Regions from separate parts of the Homo sapiens genome. Here region 1 is linked to region 2. Evidence: chromatin loops called from intact Hi-C (ENCODE). Cell type or tissue: B cell. All regions are shown on one strand. Each heading gives the region's core, and the rest is flanking DNA. Links, peaks and the distances in the headings are about the cores only. Region 1 holds the start of IFNG-AS1 (IFNG regulatory antisense RNA 1). Region 2 has its middle 19 kb from the start of DYRK2.

What was found. Hi-C counts contacts between places; a loop is a spot of excess contacts. Peaks named below come from ENCODE experiments on the same cell type or tissue, not always from the same donor. Only the 100,000 strongest peaks of a DNase experiment are listed, where the experiment ranks them.
Region 1: it touches region 2 in a loop (8-fold over the local background); 2 of 110 quality-filtered maps call a loop at or near these places.

What each region holds. Positions count from the first base shown.
Region 1 is chr12:67,983,390-67,994,371 of GRCh38, reverse strand. It overlaps IFNG-AS1 (IFNG regulatory antisense RNA 1), which reads right to left and starts at 4,925. Exons shown (of 4, transcript NR_104125.3): 1 at 4,793-4,925. In B cell, for the core only: no CTCF peak of the experiment used is centred there; DNase peaks (open chromatin) are centred at 3,021, 4,701, 4,981 and 5,401; H3K4me3 peaks cover 4,287 bases; H3K27ac peaks cover 5,309 bases.
Region 2 is chr12:67,624,387-67,635,368 of GRCh38, reverse strand. No RefSeq gene overlaps it. Among named protein-coding and RNA genes, the nearest start is that of DYRK2, 19 kb to the left of the region's middle. In B cell, for the core only: no CTCF peak of the experiment used is centred there; DNase peaks (open chromatin) are centred at 1,468 and 4,448; H3K4me3 peaks cover 1,423 bases; H3K27ac peaks cover 3,852 bases.

The DNA of each region.
Region 1 (10,982 bases), core at 1,896-9,895, 360 kb before region 2:
CCATATGGATGTAACGATGCGTTGACGGATATGAATGAAACTGGGCATTCTGTGACTTATTGATTTGAACCAACACTGGTTAATAAAGCATTCATTTAACTCATTCTCTGTTATAGCTCCCTCTACTGAGGGCCATGGCTCTTCTCTGAAGGAGGGGCAGGAAGCTTGTTGTCACTGTATGAAGGTGCAACTGAGTTCTTTAGCCAAAGGACAACCCCAATTCAACCTGTGTACAACAACTCTCCTGTGATGATGACTGCCTTCCTCTACTGACATGCCTCCCAATGCTTGGAAGGTTAAATTATTCCCCATGCCACAATGAGTGGGGTTTTGGGGGGAACATGATGGTACTAACCATCAACCTTAAGAAAATAATAACTTGTTATTACTGAGACCCTCTGCCCTTTATGCAAATAAACCACAGCAGGCTACCATTTAGACATACTTGTACATGTCTAAATTTACTAAACGTATGTTTAAGAAATATATGTGGAAAGTTACAATTCTGTTATTTTCCCAAACCTATGTTCAACTCAGAAAGAGTTTGCAAAAAGAAAAATAAAAGGAAAGTCAAAAGAAAAGTAACTGAATATATTAAATTTCTTTATCAAGCCTCCATACTATAAGACTATGTCTTCTTAGAACTTTGTTACATTATCTTTTTTATTAATAAGTGCCTTTTGTTCTAATCATTTTAGGTCATAAAAATAATATATGTTCATGGTAGAACTATTGGAAAATCAGAAATATATTTTTAAGTGTTTAATAATTCATGATCTCTTCACTGGAAGATATTCATTGTTAGCATTTTGGTATATTTCTTTTATCTAGATAGATTGATGAGAAATAGATTGAAAGATAGAGATGGAACTGTTTTTGATATGCACATATACATATAGTTTATTTCCACTGCCTGAGCTTTATCTCATGAACATTTTTCAGATCACTTAAGATTCCTCAATGACCTTTTATAAATGGTTTAAGATGTGTATTTTATAACTATATAGTGTTCTATTTAATGATCTGACAGAGTTAGATATTTTGATGCTTTCACTGAGATGAATGCCAGATTGCTCTTCTAAATCCTGTCCGAGTGAAAGAAGAAAGTACATCATGAACTGCGTAAAAAACAGAGGGTGATTTTCTAAAGAAACAGAGGAACTTTCATCTGCCCAATGAAATTCAGAAATTAAAAAATAAAGAAAAAGAAATTCTTTTCTGTAAAAAGCCCCAGAACCTTGATGCTTATCAGAGATTTATCAAAGTGATTCGAGCCTAATGGGGACCTGTTTGTGTCTGAAATCCCTCAGCACTGCACAAGGACAGGAAAGTGACAAGAGGACATATTTCTCAGATTTTCGGCTACTTCATTTTCTTAAGTCAAGCTGCAAATATCACAAATATAATTTTGCATGCAGTATTTTGGCTGTTCATGGTGGTTATCAACTGGTGGGAGGACCAAAGGGAAAGAAAATGGGATACGAAATCAAGGGATGTTTTCTGAACCTTAAAGTTGGCACAGTGATATTATCTCTACTTTTGCAAACAATTTACCTTTCATTGTTACTGTGCAAAGTCAACACTTGCTTTGAGATATATTTACTCAAAGAAAAACAGTGTCTAATTTGGTAACCAAAATACCATAAACTGAAAGGAATTAGATTAGTCCTAAAAGGAACTAGACTGGGCTATGCAGCAAGAGAAATAGAGATTTTACTTCAGTATTCTGTACAATGGAGCATAAAAGGCTTTTATAGCATGTAAACATACATTAAAATAGTATACCTATCAAATTGAAAAGGATTAAAATGTTGCACGTGGGCAAGGATGTAGAGAATTGGAAGCTGTCACTGTTAGAAAAGGACAGAGCAGTTATATAATACCTTCCAAAACTAACAGTATATGTGTCCTCCAATGGCTCCTAGGTAAGCTTTGACCTATGTGGAGGAAACACGTGAGAGGGCTATGTTGCAACATTATTCGAGATAGAAAGATCTTTTAAACAACCCAAGATTCCACTAACAAGAAAATAGATTGATAAATTTTGGAATAATGATTCAGTGGAATACTATGTAGCAGTGAAAATAATGTGTATCAACATGGATAAACCTCAACAATTTAATGGTGAATTACCAAAGCCAGATATTAAAAGAAATGCAAAGTATGATACCATTCATATAACATCTAGGGACACAAAACAATACTCAATATTATTTGTAGGTGTCTATGGAGCATAAATACAGAAACATCACGGGAAGATAAACATCAAATTCAAAATGTGTTTACTCCTGGATACAGAGACAGAGAGAAAGAGAAAGAGAGAGAGAGGAAGAGAATTGGCTTGAAAGGTAGTACATAATTAGAGTCAACTTTAACCTTTCTTTCCTTGTGAAAAATCTGAAATAACTATGAGAAAATAACTAAGAGCAATAACATGTAACAAAGCTGGATGACAAGCATATGGACACTTATTATTTCATTCTAGATAATTTTCTCTATCCTTGAGCTATTTCATTTAAAACAAACTTTTCAAGGTCACAGAGCTAAGAGATGGCAGAATTTGTTTGGTTTTGTATTAGGAAGTCTTGTTTTTTGAACCTGTTTAAGAGACTTCCAGCTATTTAAAAGAGAGGAGTCATGTGAGGGCATAGTTGCAGTACGAAGTACTGACTGAGACCTCCCTGGTGCGGAGAAGCCAAAGAGCCTTGGCAAAAGTTCTGGGTTTAACATGGCCCATCTTGCGGGCTTTCCTTTGAAGATGCTTTGCCCATTGGATCAGCAGTCTTAGCTACTAAAACTTTCCCACAAGTGATCTTATTATCCTCATTCATTAAGGTGGCAAGAAACAAGATTTTCTCTAGCACTCACATGTGCATCGGGGGTCTGTCTGGATCTAGCCACAGTCGAGCATCCCCTGGTCTCCTGAGTGTGCCCTGTGAACTGCTCCCCCTCATCTCTACCTTCTTAGGTTCTGCCCATTTTCTAGAGCCAGCCACACCTCTCAACCCCACGGGGGCTTTCCCAGATGCTCCAACCCTATGCAGTCACTTCCTTTTCAGAACCATTATAGCAGCTCATCTGCCACTTAGCATGTGCCGTCTTTTATTTCAGATCTTCTTAAAACCTAATAATCAATACACTTTAAAGCTAGGAGCAGTTTTACAGAACACATAATCCAATTTCCTCTTTTTGCTAATGAGAAAATGGAAACCTAGAGATACTTGGTAAATAATAGGACCAAGTCTAGACTCCATCCCTCCTTTGCCATTATCTGGTATCATTTTACTGTGATATGTGTGTGTCCCGAGAGGATGTCAGGTTCTTTCTGGACAGCAACTTGTTTGAAACTATAGCATGTTCATATTGGATCTTTAATAGCCATATGCACATGGTGACATGGTGCTTCACCAAACCACATAGGGCAGGTGGAAGATAAATAATTTCTTGTGTAGAACAGAGTTTAAAGTTAAAAAAAAATTATTTATGTAGCGGTGGCTCATGCCTGTAATCCCAGCACTTTGAGAGGCCGAGGCGGGCGGATCACGAGGTCAGGAGTTTGAGACCAGCTTGGCCAACATAGGGAAACCCCATCTCTACTAAAAATACAAAAAATTAGCTGGGCATGGTGACAGGCACCTGTAATCCCAGCCATTGGGAGGCTGAGGCAGGAGAATCACTTGAAGTCAGGAGGCGGAGGTTGCAGTGAGCTGAGATCGCGCCACTGCACTCCAGCCCGGTCGACAGTGCGAGACTCCATCTCAAAAAAAAAAAAAGTATTAATGTATTTCAAACCCTTAGGTGTATAAAGTTTCCTTTAAAAAAGGATTAGAAAGCTTCTATTGGTCATATAAGATGTTCAGATGTTTCTATTTTTGTTACTACAAGCAAAACAAAGCTAATCGCTCTTAACTTTGTTCCCTTAATTCACTGCCAAAGGTGAGCTCAGAGAGGATTTATATGGACCAGTTCTGACCATTGTAGGTTAAAGACATTTCTTTGAATTTCAGCTGAGAAACATTCTCCCATGCAGCCCTTTTACCAGTTAAGTTGAATAAGCTTGACTTTGTAGATATTGTTTTTAGTTTCATTTCAGAAAAAAAGAACATTAAGAAGTCAATTTAATAAGCAAAATTATTTACGTGATTTAACTTAATTTGGCAATATGGCTGGGAAAATACAGAACAAAACAAAAGCAAATGTAAGAATACATACTTGGAACTGAACCAGTAGTGTTAGCAGTAATTATGCAATTAGTAGTTTTAATTACAATTAAAAAATCACCCTAAATTATCCAAGACCTATGATATGTGACATGGCACTCACCACCTTGAACAACTTCTCTGAATTCATTTTAAAACTGAGTACGGCGCCCATGGCATTTTCTTCCCAACTCATCCACCTGTGACCATGTTAAGAAGAAATTCCCTAGAATAGTTCAATCAAAGCTTACTGTGAACACTCTCACAACTTAATCAATGTTCTACATGTTCATTTCAAGGTTATTCTGAGATCTCAGGAAGGGTTTGTGAGCTTCCTGAAATAGAAGAAGTCTCAGAGGAATTCATCCCCCTGAGCTCAGTGGAGACATTCCAGCCATGCGGGTCTCCTTCCTCCTCTCCACCCCAGCCTTCCTCCTTCTTCTTCCTCCCTCACAGCAGAGATATGACAAACACCACCCACTTACAGTTGGTTCTCCTAATTCCACCCACAGGAGCTAAAAACCTAAAGAAAACACATTTATTTGTTTAAAAATGTAATTTACAAACAGCATTTTCATGAAAAATGTTCTCACCCTCGTTGTGCTAGTTCGTTGTATCTTTTTCTTCCAGGCTTATTCCTTCCCAAATGACTACAGTTTTTGCTGGCATTTCTCTGAAGGTATACTTGAGATCTCTTTAAGAGTCAGAAAAGCTACCTGAAATTGCAGGCAGCTTCCTGTTGGGCTCACGTTTTGCAGAATCCACGCTTGGTGTGCAGAAGGTGGGCAAGGTGTTTGAAAAAACAGGAAGCACCTGTGAATGTGTGAATTTATTTCTGGAAGCAGAAGGCTCCCTCTGAGATGGCTCTAGATGCTTCCTGCTGTTCCACCTATGAGCATTTTGCAAGGCCTTTCAGTACTTTGGGGCTATGAACAGGCTTCCGAATGGCAGGATTATTTGGAAAATCTGGGACACGGTGGGAATTCTGTTTTTTTAATGCAACTTTTCTGTTTTTTTCATGCAACTTTTTTCATGCAACTTTCTTTTTGGGGGATATTGGTTGATATGCGTGGAAATGAAGGTAGACTTTTAATTGCAATGGGGAAGTTAAAACCAAATGAGAATTAGAGATGTATGTAGCTTTATAAGTGATTTTGCTTTCATAAGATCATGTTTGTACTCATTGATTCCTTTACTCAGTAAACAGTATTGAGTGCAAGGCACTGAGATACTCCCTAGGAATCCACCGGAGACAAAACAGTGGTTGTGTGAAGTTTCAGTCCCCTGTTTCAGTCCCAAAATCACCTACAAGAAAGTGTTGTATTTCAAATTTGCATTTTTATATTTGCATGTGTCTGTATGATTTAGTGATGTGTTTAATTGAAATGCTACTGAAATAAGTCTCCTCCTCTGTATGAGGTACTCTAAACTACTGTTGGTGGCTGGCTATTCCAGCTTGGGCAGCCCCTGCCTGCCTTTTCAGGTCATGCATTTGGTGACATTAGTGGCTAATTAGGTTAATCCTGTTCCTTGACTGGAGAGACCACAGCTAATTGCTATCCTGTAAATACACTCTTGGCTGTAGATAAACTGGACTGCAACATGTGTCTGGATTCTTGAAGACCTATTACCAGTCTTTGAGGAAAAAGTGTCAACAGCTTCTGTTCTACAGTTTTCAGTAGCTTTATTTTCATATCTGAGCAAAATCTGGCACAGAGTAAAGAATACAGCTCCCTCCCTCTTTTATATGTGTGTGGCCTCAACAGGTCACGTTGCAGCCAGTTTGAAAATCTCCAAGTAAACAGTGCTGATTTGTTGGTAGACTACGCTGGAGAAAATGCAGAGGGGCTGGGGAGAAAGAAACCTGGGTCTAAAGTTTAGCTCTGCCACTTACTAGCTATGTGAACTTGGGCAAGTCATTTAGCATTTCTCCAAGACCACCTTTTTTTCATGTGAATGGAAATAATTCTCATACTTACCCAAGCAAGTATCATGAGGACAAATTATATAAAGTTTATAGAACATTATATAATATACATCCCCAGGTTCTAGAGATGGATTAGGGTTTGAGCCAAGAGGCATGGGTTTGATCTTGGAAAGGTCATCCTGGCCCTCTGTGCCCAAGACACCTCTAGCATAAAGATTGAACATGTCCTGTATTGGGCTCCTACGGATTTACTGAGCACCCATATATGGTAGTCACTGAGCCAGAGACTATTGACACAGATAGAAGTGTCGGGTTCCTGTCCTCAACACAAATGAGGTTCCTCTATTTTATATCCGTTATTGGAAAAGGAGAGGGAAGATTTTCTAAGGTTAGAATGAAATCCTAAAGTAATTAACTGACTGCCAATCATTGTTAAAGGGCACTTTCCATATTGTGTTATCAAGAGCACTGGCAGGCACGGGCAGACCAAGGCCTTGACTGGCTCTTCCACTTCTTAGATGGGTGACTTGGGGCAAGATACTTCGTTTTGTTAAATCTCAGTGTTTTTTGCAAAATGTGGGCAATAGGAGCACGTTCCTCACTTGGTTCTTGAGAAAATTAATTGAATTAATAGGAGAGAAAGAGAAAGAGGGAAAGAGAGAGAGAGAGAGAGAGAGATTTTCTGTCTCCAACATATGCAAATTCTATTTGCATATGTTGATACATTAGTCTGTTTTCCCACTGCTATAAACACCCAAGACTGGGTAATTTAAAAGGAAAGAGGTTTAATTGACTCACAGTTCCACATGGCTGGGGAGGACTCAGTAAATCTACAATCATGGTGGAAGGAGAAGGGGAAGCAAGCACCTTCTTCACAAGGCAGCAGGAAAGAGAGAGAGAGAGTGAAGGGGGAAGAGTCCCTTATAAAACCATTAGATCTTGTGAGAACTCACTCACTATCAGGAGAACAGCATGGGGAAACCGCCCCCATGATCCAGTCATCTCCCACTAAGTCCCTCCCCGACATGTGTCAGTCAGTATATTAGGCATTGGAGATACAAAGACAAAAGAAAATTCTGGACTTCAGTTGAATTACAAAGGAAAGCATGAATAAGCAAATTGATTAGTACATGATGAATGTTATAAGGAAAGCCTGGAAAAGGTCTCAAGAACAAGAGGAGAAATTTTACTATTCTACCTGGAGGAGGTAAAGTGTTAAGAATTTATGATTAAAGGTGTTCCTAAAGGTGGACCTCAGAGGCCAAAAAAAAAAAAAAAAAAAAAAAAAATAGGGTAATCAAGCTGTCCTCTTATCTATTATCCCATGGGAAACACTGACCAAACAGGAGGGATTTCAGGACATCATTTCCTAGTCAATGACATCTGGGATTTTCTCAAGTTACTCAGCAACAGACAAGTGGTTGAGATGAAACAGGCATGCTTGGGTTTGGAGAACCTCATGCTTTATAAACTATGAGCCAAACTATTTTTCTGATTTCTCTTGGTTTCAGGTTTCTCATATATAAAGTGAAGACAGTGGTGCCATACTTTCAGGTTATTGTGGGATAGAAGATAATATGCCTGACACACAGTAGGCACCCAGTATGTGTTAATGAATGTTTCATCTGTAAGATAAAAGTTGTCTTGTCAGAGAATATAAAGGGTTTTCTAAAATTTGTGTTTTATTAGTTTTTTAAAATTTGTTTTGCTTGTAAAGACAAATCTCTCACCAATGCATGTGATTTCACCTCCTCTTATCTCCTCTGGACTCTACTATGCAAACATTTCCTTTATTTTATTTTCAACCAGGCTTATGACTAGTAGGTAGTAGCACAGTGATCCTGCCTTTACTTCCCCTCCGCCATCTCATTCCCTTCACACTTCAAAATCAGTTGGGGGTTGTTAGGGGCTGAATTGTGTCCCACCTCCTGCCCTGCAAATTTATATGCTAAAGTCTGTGTTGGTCAGCGTTCTCCAGAGAAACAGAAGCAATAAGATATAGATTAAAATATAGATATATAAAAACAGCTTTATTATGAGGGCTTGGCTTGCGTGATTATGAAGGATAAGAAATCTCACCATTCTGCCATCTGCAAGCTGAAGGCCCAGAAAGCTAATGGTATAGTTCCAATTCAAGCCCACAGGCCAGAGAACCAGGACAGCCAATGGTGTAAGTTCCAATTTGAGTTCGAAGGCCCAGAAACTAGGAGCACTGATGTCCAAGGGCAGAAGATGGATGTCCCAGTGGCTTGGATGCCCAACCACACTGGGGAAAGTGGTTCTTCTTTGCTCAGTTTATGAATTCAAATGTTAATCTCTTCCAAAAATACCATCATGAACACAACCAGAAATAAATTTTCCAGCTACCTGGGCATCCCTTAGCTCAGCCAAGTTGACACATAAAATTAGCCATCACAAGTTTTTAACACCTGTGCCTCTGAATGTGACCTTATTTGGAAATAGGATCATCAGATATGTAATTATATTAAGGTCATACTGGAGTATGGAGGACTCCTAATCCAATATGACTGGTGTCCTTACATAGAGGGTAATGAGGATGCAGACACACATGCAGGAAGAATGCCATGGAAAGATAAAGGCAGTGACTGGAGTGATGTGTCTATAAGCCAAAGAATGTCAAGCTGGGCCAGGCCAAGGTAGCTCATGCCTGTAATCCCAGAACTTTGGGAGGCTGAGGCAGGAGGATCGCTTCCACCCATGAGTTTAAGACCAGTGAAGGGAATATAGTGAGATATCATCTGTACAAAAAAATTTAAAAATTAACCAAGCATGGTGGTGCACACCTGTAGTTCCAGCTACTCAGGAGGCTGAGGTGGGAGGATCACTTGAACCCAGAAGGCAGGGGTTGCAGTGAGCCGGATCATGCCACTGCACTCCTACTTGGGTGACAGAGAGAGATCCTGTCTCAAAAGAAAAAAAAAAAGAAGAATGACAAGATGGTCAGCAAATCATCAGAAGCTAGGAGCAAGGCATGGAACAGATTCTTATAGCCCTTAGAAGAAATGAAATCTGTTGACACCTTGATTTCAGATATCTGGATTCCAGAACTGAGAGAGGGTACATTTCTGTTGTTTGTGCCTCCAAGTTTGTGGCAGCCCTAGCAATTAATACAGGGCTCCAACAGAAGCTGGATGCATGGGGATCAGGGTCTTGAAAGACTAGTAATACTCAGGCATTGAGTTAGATCAATTAGGGGACCCAATTCTCCATCCCTCCCTGTATCCATACTTTTTGCCATGTAACTGTGCCACTCCTCCCACTCGAAGTAGTAACTTTCTCTGCCCCTTGACTTAGTGACTTGCTTTGGACCATGAAATGTGAGCAGACATGACATGGCATTGGTCCCGAGCCTAGTGATAAAGGCAGTGATTAGAGTGATATATCTATAAGCCAAAGAATGCCAAGCTGGGCCAGGCCATGGTAGCTCATTCTTGTAATCCCAGCACTTTGGGAGGCCAAGGCAGGAAGATCGCTTGAGCCCATGAGTTCAAGACCAACAAAGGCAATATAATGAGACATTGTCTCTACCAAAAAATTTAACTATTAGCTAAGTATGGTGGCACATGCCACCTTGAGAGGGCTTGTTTTTTCCTACTTTTCCTATTGCCATAGTCAACAGAAGACAGTGCTCCATTTTGCCTATTGGTCTCAGGAAGAGCATGAGGATCTCCTGGAGCAGAGTAACCTCAGCAAAGGTGTCTCCATTAACTTTCAATTTTGTGAAAAATAAATATTTACTTTTTAAAACCATTGAGATTTTGAGGTTTGTAATGCAGCAATCATTGACTAATTCAGCTGCTTTCATTTTCTCAGTTTCTTCTAGTCTAGTTTTGCCTATTGAATATTATATTTTATTATTAATTTTATTTCATGTTTACCAAGAAGGCATTACAAACTATTAATTATTAAAAGGCAGCATTGGGTCAGATAGAGATAAGAACTAATGTACTGAATGATCTCTTAGAGTTTCTGCCAATATCTATATATCTTGGGCTCTTAAATGTTGAATGCAATAAGAGCTTTAGCATCTTAAATTTTCAGTGTGGAAAGAAAGTTGGTTATTTGAAAAATTTTTGTAAAATACCCAAATGTGAACTCAATTGTGCTATTTAACTTCTCTAAACCTCAGTTTCCTCATTTATAACATGAAAATAATAATATTGACTTATAAGGATTCCTGTGGGTATAAAATTTATTATCATGTTAAGTGAGAATGATAGTAGATAAGCTGGGTCCAGTTTTCAAAGATGTCTTCAGGCTGCAATGGCAAGAAAGCTAATAAGATCGGTGGTGGAGACAAAGCTATGTGTCTCCCATAGCATTTCCTCTTTCTGGAAATTCATGGAAATCTACTGTTTTAGCTAATGAAATATGTAACCCAGAGTTGGCCTTTAAAATCAGAGCGACACTCCAGTCCTCACTTCCACAACTCCAAGTGACCCTTGGAGCCATGGGGACCTAATAGCTTGGCTATGAGATGGACAATGGTCTTCAGACTCTCATCCAATGGGGGGGTTGAGCAAATAAACTGTTACCATGGTTGAGTTTTGGGGGTTTGTTTGTTGGGGCAATGTTTTAGTCCCTTTGTACTGCTATAAAGGAATACCTGAGGCTGGGTAACTTATAAAGAAAAGAGGTTTGTTTGGATCACGGTTCTGCAGGTTGTACAAGAAGCATGGCACCAGCATCTGCTTTCTGGTGAGGGCTTCAGGCTGCTTCCACTTATGGCAGAAGGTGAAGGGGAGCCAGGGTGTGCAGAGGTCACATGGTGAAAGAACAAGAGAGAGATGGAAGGTGTCAAGCTCTTTTTAAAAACCAGCTCTCGGAGAACCCTC
Region 2 (10,982 bases), core at 1,434-9,433:
AGGCTATATCGTATAGCCTAGGTGTGTAGTAGGCTGTACCACCCAGGTTTGTGTAAGTGCACTCTGTGATGCTTATACAATGATGAAATTGCATAAAGAGGCATTTCTCCGAGTGTATCCTTGTCATTAAGTGACACATGACTGTATTTCAGTTCTCCATCTCATTGGGGTTGTTCCATTTTGGGCACCTGTTTTCCCTCTCTCTCCTCTCATACCAATGCTGTATTATCCTTTCCTCCTTGCCTAATTTACAATGAGTGAAGAACCTGACAAACGTTTCATATAATATATGCTTTACAGAAAGAAAAAAATCCTTGATTGCTTTATTCTTGAGCCATGTGTCAGGCTGTGTGCGAAGTGTTTTGCCTGAACCATCTCCTTGACTCCTCACTGCAACCCAATGAGGCAGGTATATTATCCTGATTTCAGAGACAAGGAAATAGAGGCCTTGAATGGTTAAATAACTTGTTAGTAACTGGCAGTGAATGGATCTGGATTCAGGGACTCTGATGCCAGAGCTCACTTACCCACTCAGAACTTTGCACATATGCTGTGGGGGGGGGGCATGGAGGATGGGAAGGCCGCTATCTTCCACTACCTGCCCACACATTTTCATCTGACCTAACAGTGGCACATTCAGCTTCCCTGTTAGTACTTCTCCCTCTCCCACCCCCAATGGCTGGGGAATCCCATTCAATAGAAATCCTGACATCAGCACACCCAACCCAAGCAGATCTGAGATCTCTTCTTTTTTTACTCTAGGCTTGTTCCCATGCTGCTGTTTACTGGCTTGGTCCTTATTTTGTCTTCCCTTATGTGCTGTTTCTTAAACAGAATTGCTTCCTCTCACTACAGAGCTATTAAGACAACATTTGGAAAAAAAGGAAGTTAAGACCCAGAGAATTTATCCAAAGAAATGCTCTACCAAATATGAGAACTTGACTGGAATTATACATTTCTGATGTAATTCAGTCAAGCACAGTCATATTGGCATGTGGGAATGTTGACTAATAATCTAACTTGGTAGAGAGAAATGATCCAAGACTGAGAAATTACTGTATATTTCAGATCTTTGAAACAAACAAAAAAGTATCTATACCATGGGGTCAGATGAGTTTTTCCTCCTTGAGAAATGAAAAATCAACAAAATAATATAAATAAGATCAACAGAAAAGTAATAAGATGACCCTCCAAAGAGAAATAATGTTCTCTAACCTGGTAAAGCAATAGAAAAGAGAAAGACATCCTCTCCTTTTTTTTTTTTTTTTTTTTTTTTTTTTTTTAAAGTGTTTCACATAGAGCTAACTGGCAGCAAAGGGTGTCTAAAGAGACCATTTATGAAGAGTAAGTCGGGGGAAACACTAATATCCTGAAATCCTGCAAGATCTTGCAAAGTGCCAAAGAAATCACTGAGCAAACACATGGCTAGCTGGCAGCTGCCCTGGAGCACGTGGCAGTGTAAGAACTTCCTTCTTTTTTGGAGGACCACATTTTCAACAGCAGCTTCTGTCCCCAGGCTTACCACTTCTAACCTTTATGTCAGCAAATCTCCTCAAAGTTCACAAAGTAAGTCCTGCTGAAGTTCAGGTAAATGACCAACCTACATTCAGCAGCTTCCTCTTGAGCCAAGCTTTTCCAACATCACTTTTTCCTCCATAGCCCTCCCCATGCATCTTTTCCCCTAGTTGTTAAAAGTTTTCCTGAAATGATTTGGGATTAGTATAAAATGGGGGCGAGAGTGAAGTTTACTAAAATTATCCTTAATCTCTCTAACTTCGAAGTCATTTTCTATTTTCATTTCAAGCAATGAGGACTTTTTAAATTCCCTGAAGAACCTGAGGAAATTTTGATTTATCACTGATGAGACCAAACAAGAACCCTACTCACCTTTTGAAACTAATCTTGTGAAAAGACTAAGCCAGAAAATATAAATGCCTTCCCTACATTTAAAATACCATAACTCTGACTTTTTCAGAGGTCATCCAAATGTTAACATCAACGATCCAGAACACAGCTGAAGAGCAGAAGGGACTTTTTAAAGACTTGTAGATAAACACAATTGGTGTCACAAAATCCATGCATTGCAATCCATGAATTTTATTAATGAAAGAATCATCCATTCTTTTACTCAAAAACAATCCATAGCATGGTACAGTGGTCAGATGGCCTGAATACAGATTGTGTCTCCCCTACTTACTAATTATATGAACTTGGCAAGTTTCTCAAGCTCTTTGTGTCAGTTCTCTCACCTGTAAAATAGTATTTTCATTGTAGGGTTCATAGAGGATTAAATCAGATTACCTATTTAAAATTCACAGAACAGAACCTAGCACACAGAAAATGCACAAGTATGAGCTATTATTCTTTGATACACCTTCCTATTAAGCTTAGAAATCTGGTTTCTCAGGCCATTGCATGTTAGAGTTAGCAAATTAAGAAAGGTGGGAGGGTGATAGTAAAAGATCCACTGACTATTTTCAGTAAGGAAAGAGACAGAAAAATTGTCAAAAGCAAGCAAAGGATCTAAAAAGCATAGCTGCTTTAAGCCGTAGAGCACTGAAGTAAGATGCTCTAGACCAACAATAATCCTAAAGTGTTAATGCAACAGATGTGATGGATGATCTTTTGCAGTGATTAAGAAATAGTTCAGTTTTGCTCTTTATACTTAACTCTAATTTGTGAAGCAAGAAAGAGTGCAGTAATTTTATAAGTATCTTAATTAAAATACTTAAAACAATTTGGTTGCTTCTAAGGAGCATGTTTTAGTTATATTGAAAGTCTACTTCTTGGCATTTAACCTGCAGACTTAATGTGCCTGAATTAGGTAAGAAACCATTAATAACTTCAACAATACATGCATGTGTGAGCCTTTTAGTATGATAGAATATAAATGATTTTGAAATGTCAAATGATAATATATACAATAGTCTGACACTAGAGTCACAAATCCATCTGAAGATGTTGTACTCATTTAAACTTGTATTTATTACATCTAAGATGTATGCCTAACCCTGCACCAGGCATTGCAAAGAGGCACAAAAGATGTTTAAAATAAACTCCCTCTCCTCAACGAGCCCATCAGCCCATCCGGGCAATGAACACTGAACTCCACAGTGCTTTGTTTCCCTGGCTGCCTCCTGTGTTTATCCAAAGTGATTTGAAGGCTGTCTGAACTCTTGCTCTAGGCAGAATTGAGTGACACTCTGACACTTCCAGTTCATACTGTTTCCAGACTTCCGGAGCTTCTGCCATTACTTTATAGTCTTGCCCTGTTGGCTCCCTGCTCCTGCTGGGGGAACAAAAAGTCATTTTCCTGCCTTAACCATTAGCTGGTAAGGGTTTTAAGATATTACCCCCACTCTAGGAATGTCTATTCTCTCAATTAATTTAGAGGAGAAAAATGAAGACCCTCTCTCCTCCAAATCTATAGGTATAGGTAGAAATAAAGCCACCACAGGGCAAAAGATTCTTAGGAAATTTCCCTGGAAGATAGAACATTTCTCAGATTCCTCTCAAATCACAGTGCTTGAAGCATGGTCCAGAGGCCTGCTTAGGCTATGAGAATGAATCGAGTTTAAGCATTCCTTCAAATCTATCCAATTGTCTGGTATTCTTGCTTTTCAATGAAGATTTCCAGATAGAATGATGGAGAAAATGAGTTACTGGGAAAGACTATGAAATAGCCTTAGTCATAATGAAAATCTCTCCTTCCACTTGTTCATTTCAGTCAGAACCAGTCGTTTTCCATCAGCTTATATGATTTCTGAAACCCAACATCCTTCAGAGGAATATTCCAGGAGAATCTTATAAAATGTCAACCTATTTCAGAAGCAGCAGAGCGTAACTCTACCTTATTCCACATCATATTTAGTTTAATGGTGACTTAACTTTCAGAAGATTTATGCAAAAGTAGTAATAAAAGTTGACAACTTTCATTTGTAAAAATTCTGAAAAGGAAAGGAATTATTTTTATTCTATTATTTTGCTTTTCCTCTGCTAGTATTTGAATAACATGATTTCATACTGCAACAGAAGCTTCAGGTCATAAAAAAATGGTTTCTTCTGTTTCTTCTGTGTAGGGGAAATCATTGTCATAACTATGTAGGGATTTAATGGCTCAGTTTACTCAATAATTAAAACTGTTTGTATGTAAATGGCAAAGTTAGAAGTTGCAAAGTTAGAAATTACAGATCAAAAGCAGCCTGCAGATATGTTTTGTTTGGCTTCCACAGTGTTTTTTGAAAATGTGAACTAAATGCCAACATTTAAAAATCAGGAGATTTCATGTAAATATCCAGATTTCTGGCTTTTCTGGAAATAAGGCAAAATCTGTCTGCACTGTGCTTCCTCCTAGTCCTACTTGGCAACGGAGAACATCCCCCACCTTTTGTAGCTTCAGCCCTCCCCACTTCCCACCAGTGCCTGCCCTGCAGGTCACCGCAGTCCCCACCACTTCCTGTTATTGTGTGTGTGCTAGGCTGGCTTTACCCATTGACATTACCACCTTTCTCCAGCAGGCATTTAGATTTTTAATTTTACTGTAAGCTTTGTATTTCCTGAGATTTTCTCACCGCCATTTCTCTGTTGCTACAAATGTATCCTGACATTTCTTTCTTTTCATTTCTTATGCTCCATTTCTTGGTGCTACTGCTGAGACTAACAGAGGTCAATTGTAATTTGGGCATTCACGCTGAAGCCTTTCAAACTAGTTTGTGCATAAATACATACCTGGCACAAGAAACATTGTTTTCTCTTGTGCTTGAAAATCAAACCGATTTATACTTAGCACCGAAGAGTGCGAAGACCCTAAAACCACTGCCTGTGTAATAGCTCACTGCAGTAAAATCTTTGGTTTTACTCTTTGGTAACCTCTTGCAGCTTTTCTAGACAGAGTTAGCTCTATTTTGGGACTCTTTTTCTACATCAGAAGCACACAACTGATATCTTACTGTTACTAGTTTGCTTTTCCTGAAAGCAGTGTTGAGGTTCTGAACTTCTTGTAGAAGTTCATAAACATGGTTTGCACCAAGAAACAATTCAAATGTCTCATTACTACAGAAACACTCAGCTATAAGTAATATATTCAGAACAGAGATGATGCTTAAAGCAAACTCTTTCTTTGATATACTTTAAATATTTGTACCCTCTAAATTTTATGTTATAATTTGTTCCCCAATGTTGGAGGTGGGGCCTGGAGGCAGGTATTTGGGACATTCAGGATCTTTCATGAACATTTGTCCTTGCATAATAACTTAGTTCTCCCTCTGTTGGTTCCTGGGAGATCTGATTGTTAAAAAAGAGCCTTGCACCTGCCCCTCTCTCTCTCTTGCTTCCCTCCTCTTGCCATGTAATGCCCACTCCCCTTCCCCTTCTGCCACGATTGGAGGCTTCCTGAGGTCCTCACCAGAAGCAGATGCTGGTGCCATGCTTCTTGTACAGTCTGCAGAACTGTCAGCCAAATAAACCTGTTTTCTGTATAAGTTATTCAGTCTCAGGTAGTTATTTATATCAACACAAAGTGAACTAAGACATTATTCAACATCGCTGTTTAGATACCTGATAAATAAGGATATCGAACTTAACGTAGCCAGTATTGAACGTGTGATTTCTTCCTCTCTACCTCTGTTTTTCCCAATATGTGTTTCTTATCTCAGCAAATGGCAAGTCTAGACTTTCCATCACTCAAGCCAAACACTTGGGTGTCATTCTTGATTCTTCTCTCGCTCTTACACATCACATCACATCCATCTGCAAATCCTGTTGATTTTACACTAAAAAATATCCAGGATCCACCTACTTCTCACTACTGCCACAAATATCACCATGCTCAAAGGCACCATTATCTCTCCTCTGGATTACAGAAGTAGCCTCTTAACAGTAGGCATACTGATCTCTTCACAATGTAAGATCATGGCACTTCTCTTCTCAAAACTCCCCGACAGTTTCCCATTAGCCAGAGCAAAAGCCAAAGTCTCTGGAGTAGCTAAAAGCTCCTGTATAATTTATGTGCTCCTTTTTTGCCCCTCTGGTGGTTTGCCTTGTTTCGCCCTGCCTTGCTCACTTCGCTTCAGCCACATTGGCCTTGTTGCTGTTCCTCACACACACCGTGCATGCCCCGCCACACATGCCTTACCTGTTGCTCCTGTTGGTTCCTTTGCCTGGAGTACTCTTCCTCAAGAATGTCCTCCTTGCCTTCAAGTCTTTGCTAAATGTTGCCTTCTTTGTTTTATTTATTTATTTATTTAAGATATGATCTTGAGCTGTGTCCCAGGCTGCAGTGCGGTGGCGTGATCGTAGCTCATGAAGCCTCTAACAACCTCAAGGTGATCCTCCCACCTCAGCCTCTCAAAGTGCTGGGATTACAGCCATCCCAGCCTAAACGTTGCAGTCTTGCTCAGGTCTATTTAAAGGTGCAGTCTATTTAAAGCTGCATTCTCTTTAAAATTGCAGTGCTGCCTCTCAGACCCTAGCTTTATTTTCTTCTTCACACTTACCACCATATGACATTTTATTTGTACTCACTTGTTTTCTGTTGTCTCCCTCCATTAGAATGTATGCTTTTTGAGGTTGGAGACTTTTGTCATTCTCTTTTTTTTTTTTTTAACTGCTGCTTTTCAGTACCCAGAACAATGCCTGGGACATAAGAGTTCCTTGAAAAAATGTTTGATGAATGAATTAAGTAGAAATGCCATAGATGTAAACTTTTCTATTTTCAGAATTGAAATCTATAAAGAAGAATGCATGCTTCCAATCATGAGCATATTTATATGATCTTCAGAAGGATAGAGCCAACACAGAAAGATTTATTTCCTACATTCTCTGAACATGACCCATGATTCCTGATTTATCGAAGTTAAGCCCTGTTGTTGAATTCCAAACATGTGAAACCTCTAAATATGAACAAAGGAAAATTCACTATTTCAAGTTATGCCCTACTAAGGGGTAGAGGATTCACTTTAATATTATGGCGATTGTAAATAAGGCCCTTTGGAGAGGTACATTTAGGCCATTGTGGCTGTTGGGCATGTTTCTGCATCTGAGTTCTGTTAGGTTGGTGCAAAAGTAATTATGGTTTTTGCCCTTTAAGTGATGGAGAAAATTGCAATTACTTTTGCACCAACTACTTGATTAATTCAGTGGCGTCACTGATGGCTACATTTGTTTTAACATCTTACCATGCGTTAAGATGTTACAACTCTTAGGCCCATGTTACTTAAATGTTCCTTCTGAACCTGAAAAAAAGACCAAAAGAAAAAAAACCCACAATATAAAAATCTGTTACTTTAGTAGAAACAATTATAAAATAAAGCAAAATGGATAATATACTGGCCACATTAATGTTTCAATTAGCTATTAATTTCTTAGCACTAATTTAGATGTGGGTATAGTCACTGTTCATTGTATGTGCCATCAAAGTTGTGTTAAAATGCGATGCGATCAACTGTCTAATATTAATTCTGGAGTTGGCATTTACCCATTTCAGAGAATTTTTTTCATTCTGACTTTCCTTCAAAGCGCTTTACAAAGTACTCAATTTACAAAATGCAATGTTGTGTAGTATCATACAGGTAGTATTCTAAGGGCTTTATGTATCATAGCTGACTACAATGCTATGAAAGTGGAGAATTGTTATCTCTATTAATAGAGGAGAAAAACTAAGGCAAAAGGAGGTTTAAAAATTTGCCTAAGACTACAGACTTAGTTTCAGTGCCTGGTTTGGACCCAGCTAGAGTTCATGTTCTTAATAATTACAATAAAAAAAAGAGAATAATACAAAAATAGAACCCAAATAATTGCGGTATTTATAAAGTTTTATTCATAGGTAGTAAGAATGTTCTACAGGAGACAAAGAAAATCTATCTCTTGCAGAGTCAAAAGCACTATTGTGAATTTGACCTTTGAACAGAGAGAACCAATCAAGAACGTACAAATCTGAACCCAAGTAATATAATAAAGTCTTATGAAAATCCCTTTCCTCTTCCCACAATTCTCAACTCTGATAGGAAATCCCAGAAGTGACTAAATACTGTGCAACATCAGAAAAAGGGTATAAGGGCAGAGCAGGATAGTCTGTCCTGAAGATTGTTTTACTGAAGCCAGTACAAAGACTCTAATGACAACACTGGGCACATGGAAAAGTGGAGTATGGGGCTGCTCCTCACACCTGCACTGCAGTGATGACAAAATATGACACCCACAAGAGGGTGGCTGTCCTTTCCAGGCAGGAAAGGCCTAGAGCTCATAAAGAACATAGCTTTGCCTCTTCATAAATTCTAGTCACATGCATCAAACATGCTTTCAGAATACATATGAACTTGCTTCTGCTGCACACTTATGAAGCAACCACCAAGTCTCCCAACCTTAGAAGTTGCAAATGTATTCCTTTTCATTCTCAGTAAGCTTTTAAAATATTTTTTTCCCTTGGTGTCCAATGTAAACATATTGCAATTAACTTTGGGAAAAAAAACAAGATTCTTTAAATATATTGCATTCATATGCTTAAAATGTAGGTTACCAATATAGTTTTAATTTTTTATAGGTATGTCTATGAAAAATTTTTATGTTCTAATTTTCCCAAAAGCACAAAGGAGGGATGCTTTGCTTGTAATAAGGGCTCATTTAATGCTTGTTAAATTGAACACAAACCTTGAGAATCAGGGGACATGGTGCTCTTTCTAGGATGTAAATCTAGTATGCCACACCTCTATTTAAATACTTACATGGTCCCTACTGCTCTAAAGATAAAGGCCAAATTCCTTAACACAGATTTTAGGGTAAGCAGGAGCCACATCCTACCACATGCTACCTCCTTTACCTGGAATGCCTTCTGCACCTTCTCCCCAACACATCATCTCACCTCTCAGTCTTTCCTGACCATCCCCTAGTAAGAACGGGTTGGATGCTGTATTAGTCAGAGTTTTCCAAAGAAACAGAATCAATAGGATATTTATATAGATATAGAGAGATTTATTATGAGAAATTCGCTCATGCAATTATGGAAGCTGAGAAGTCACATGATCTGCCATCTGCAAGCTGGAGACCCAGAAAGCCAGTGGTATAGTTGCAGTCCAAACCCAAAGGCCCAAAAACTGGGGGCTGATGATATAATTCCTGGTCCAAGTCTGAAGGCCTGAGAACCAGAAGTGCTGATAGTGCTGATGTCTGAGGGCAAGAGAAAATGAATGTTCCAGCTCAAGTAGAAAGAGCAAATTTGCCCTTCCTCCTCCCTTTTGTTCTCTTTGAGCCCTCAACTGATTAGATGATTCCACACTGGGAGGGCAATCTTCTTTACTCAGTCTACCAATTCAAATCCTAATCCCTTCCAGAAACACCCTCACAAACACACCCCAAAATAATGTTTTACCCACTGTTTGGGCATGCATCCCTTAGCTCATCAAGTTGACACATAAAATTAACCATCAGAAGTCCATCCCTTGTCAACTTGTTTCTTATAAACATCTCTTTAAACCATACTTGATCTCCAAATAAAGACAACTAGGTCATAATTTCATTTAATCTGATACTACTATCCAGCATACAACAAAAATGTACAAATCCCTTTCCTAGAATAGGAGGTAAAGTCTTTAACTGATATATTTACTCTTCCCTAATATCCTGTGACTTAAATACCATGATGTAAAATTAATAATACTAAAATACTGATGTAAAGTTAATACATCTTATGCTACATGATAAGTGGATAAAAGAGGAATAAAAGAGGAAAGAAAACAAATATACTTGTAACAAAATAAGGATAAAATACTTATGACAATTACAGTCTTCATTTTTGTAACTGGTCACATGGCCATAGCTGGTATTGATAACTGCCTTCTTCTACTACCCATTCTGTATTCCCTTTGCCTTCAACAAGCACCTCAGCTGATTATGTTTCTTTATGGGGTAGGGGTGACTCAGATCTTTATTCCTGAAGAGTCTGGGCCATTCATAGTCCTGCCTTCGTTGGATTGTTATAGTTTCCCACTGACTTTAATCAAAGGTCATGGCAATAATAAAAGATTCTCTAGGGCATAGCCTGTATTCCAGACATACTCTTCTTTATGTCCATTGTGGAGCAGTAGTCCACTTCTCTCTTGGTATTCAGAACAGTTACCTCAGCCAGCACTGTAACTCCCTTCTTGGTCTGTTGATTCAGAGGAATGAGGAGACCAAAGAGACTGGGTGGGTCTTAACTTCCACTTCAACGAAATCATTGTTGTGTCTTCTGGTAGAAGCATTCCTCTCTCTAGAACTATGAACTCTAGGTCAGCAGAGCATAAAGTCATGGGAACAGGAAGCAAAAATTTTATTAGTCCCTATGGGTAACAGTAAGTGGTGCCACTTCCATTTTCACCCCTTGATTCCTAGACCTGTGAATCCTGACTACCAGAAAAACAGCAGCATATATTGGATGCTGATTTAGAGCATATTCTGAAGATCCTTGCCCCAGCCCTGGTAGTATTGCCACCTAGCTTGATGCCAGATGAATCTTCGAAAGACCATTCTACCATTCTATCAAGATAGCTGCTGCAGGATGGTGGGTAAGACCAGGGAATTTCATGAGCACGGGCCCATTGCTGCACTTCTTTTGCTGTGAGGGTAATTTCTTGATCAGAAGCAATGCTGTTTGAAATAACATAGTAGTGGATAAGGTATTCTGTAAGTCCACAGATGGTATCTTTGTCAGAAGCATTACACTCAGCAAAGGCAAATCCATATCCAAAGTGTCTATACCAGTAAGGACAAAATGCTACACCTTCCATGATGGAAGTGGTCCAGTGTAATCAACCTGCCACCAGGTGGCTGGCTGACTCTGGAGAATGACGCTATGTCAGGGGCTCAGCGTTGGTCTCTGCTGTTGGCAGATTCGGCACTGAGTGGTGCCATAGCCAGGTTGGCCTTGGTGAGTGGACATCTATGTTGCTGAGCCCACATATAACCTCCATTCGTGCCACCATGGTTATTTTGTTCGTGAGGTCATTGGG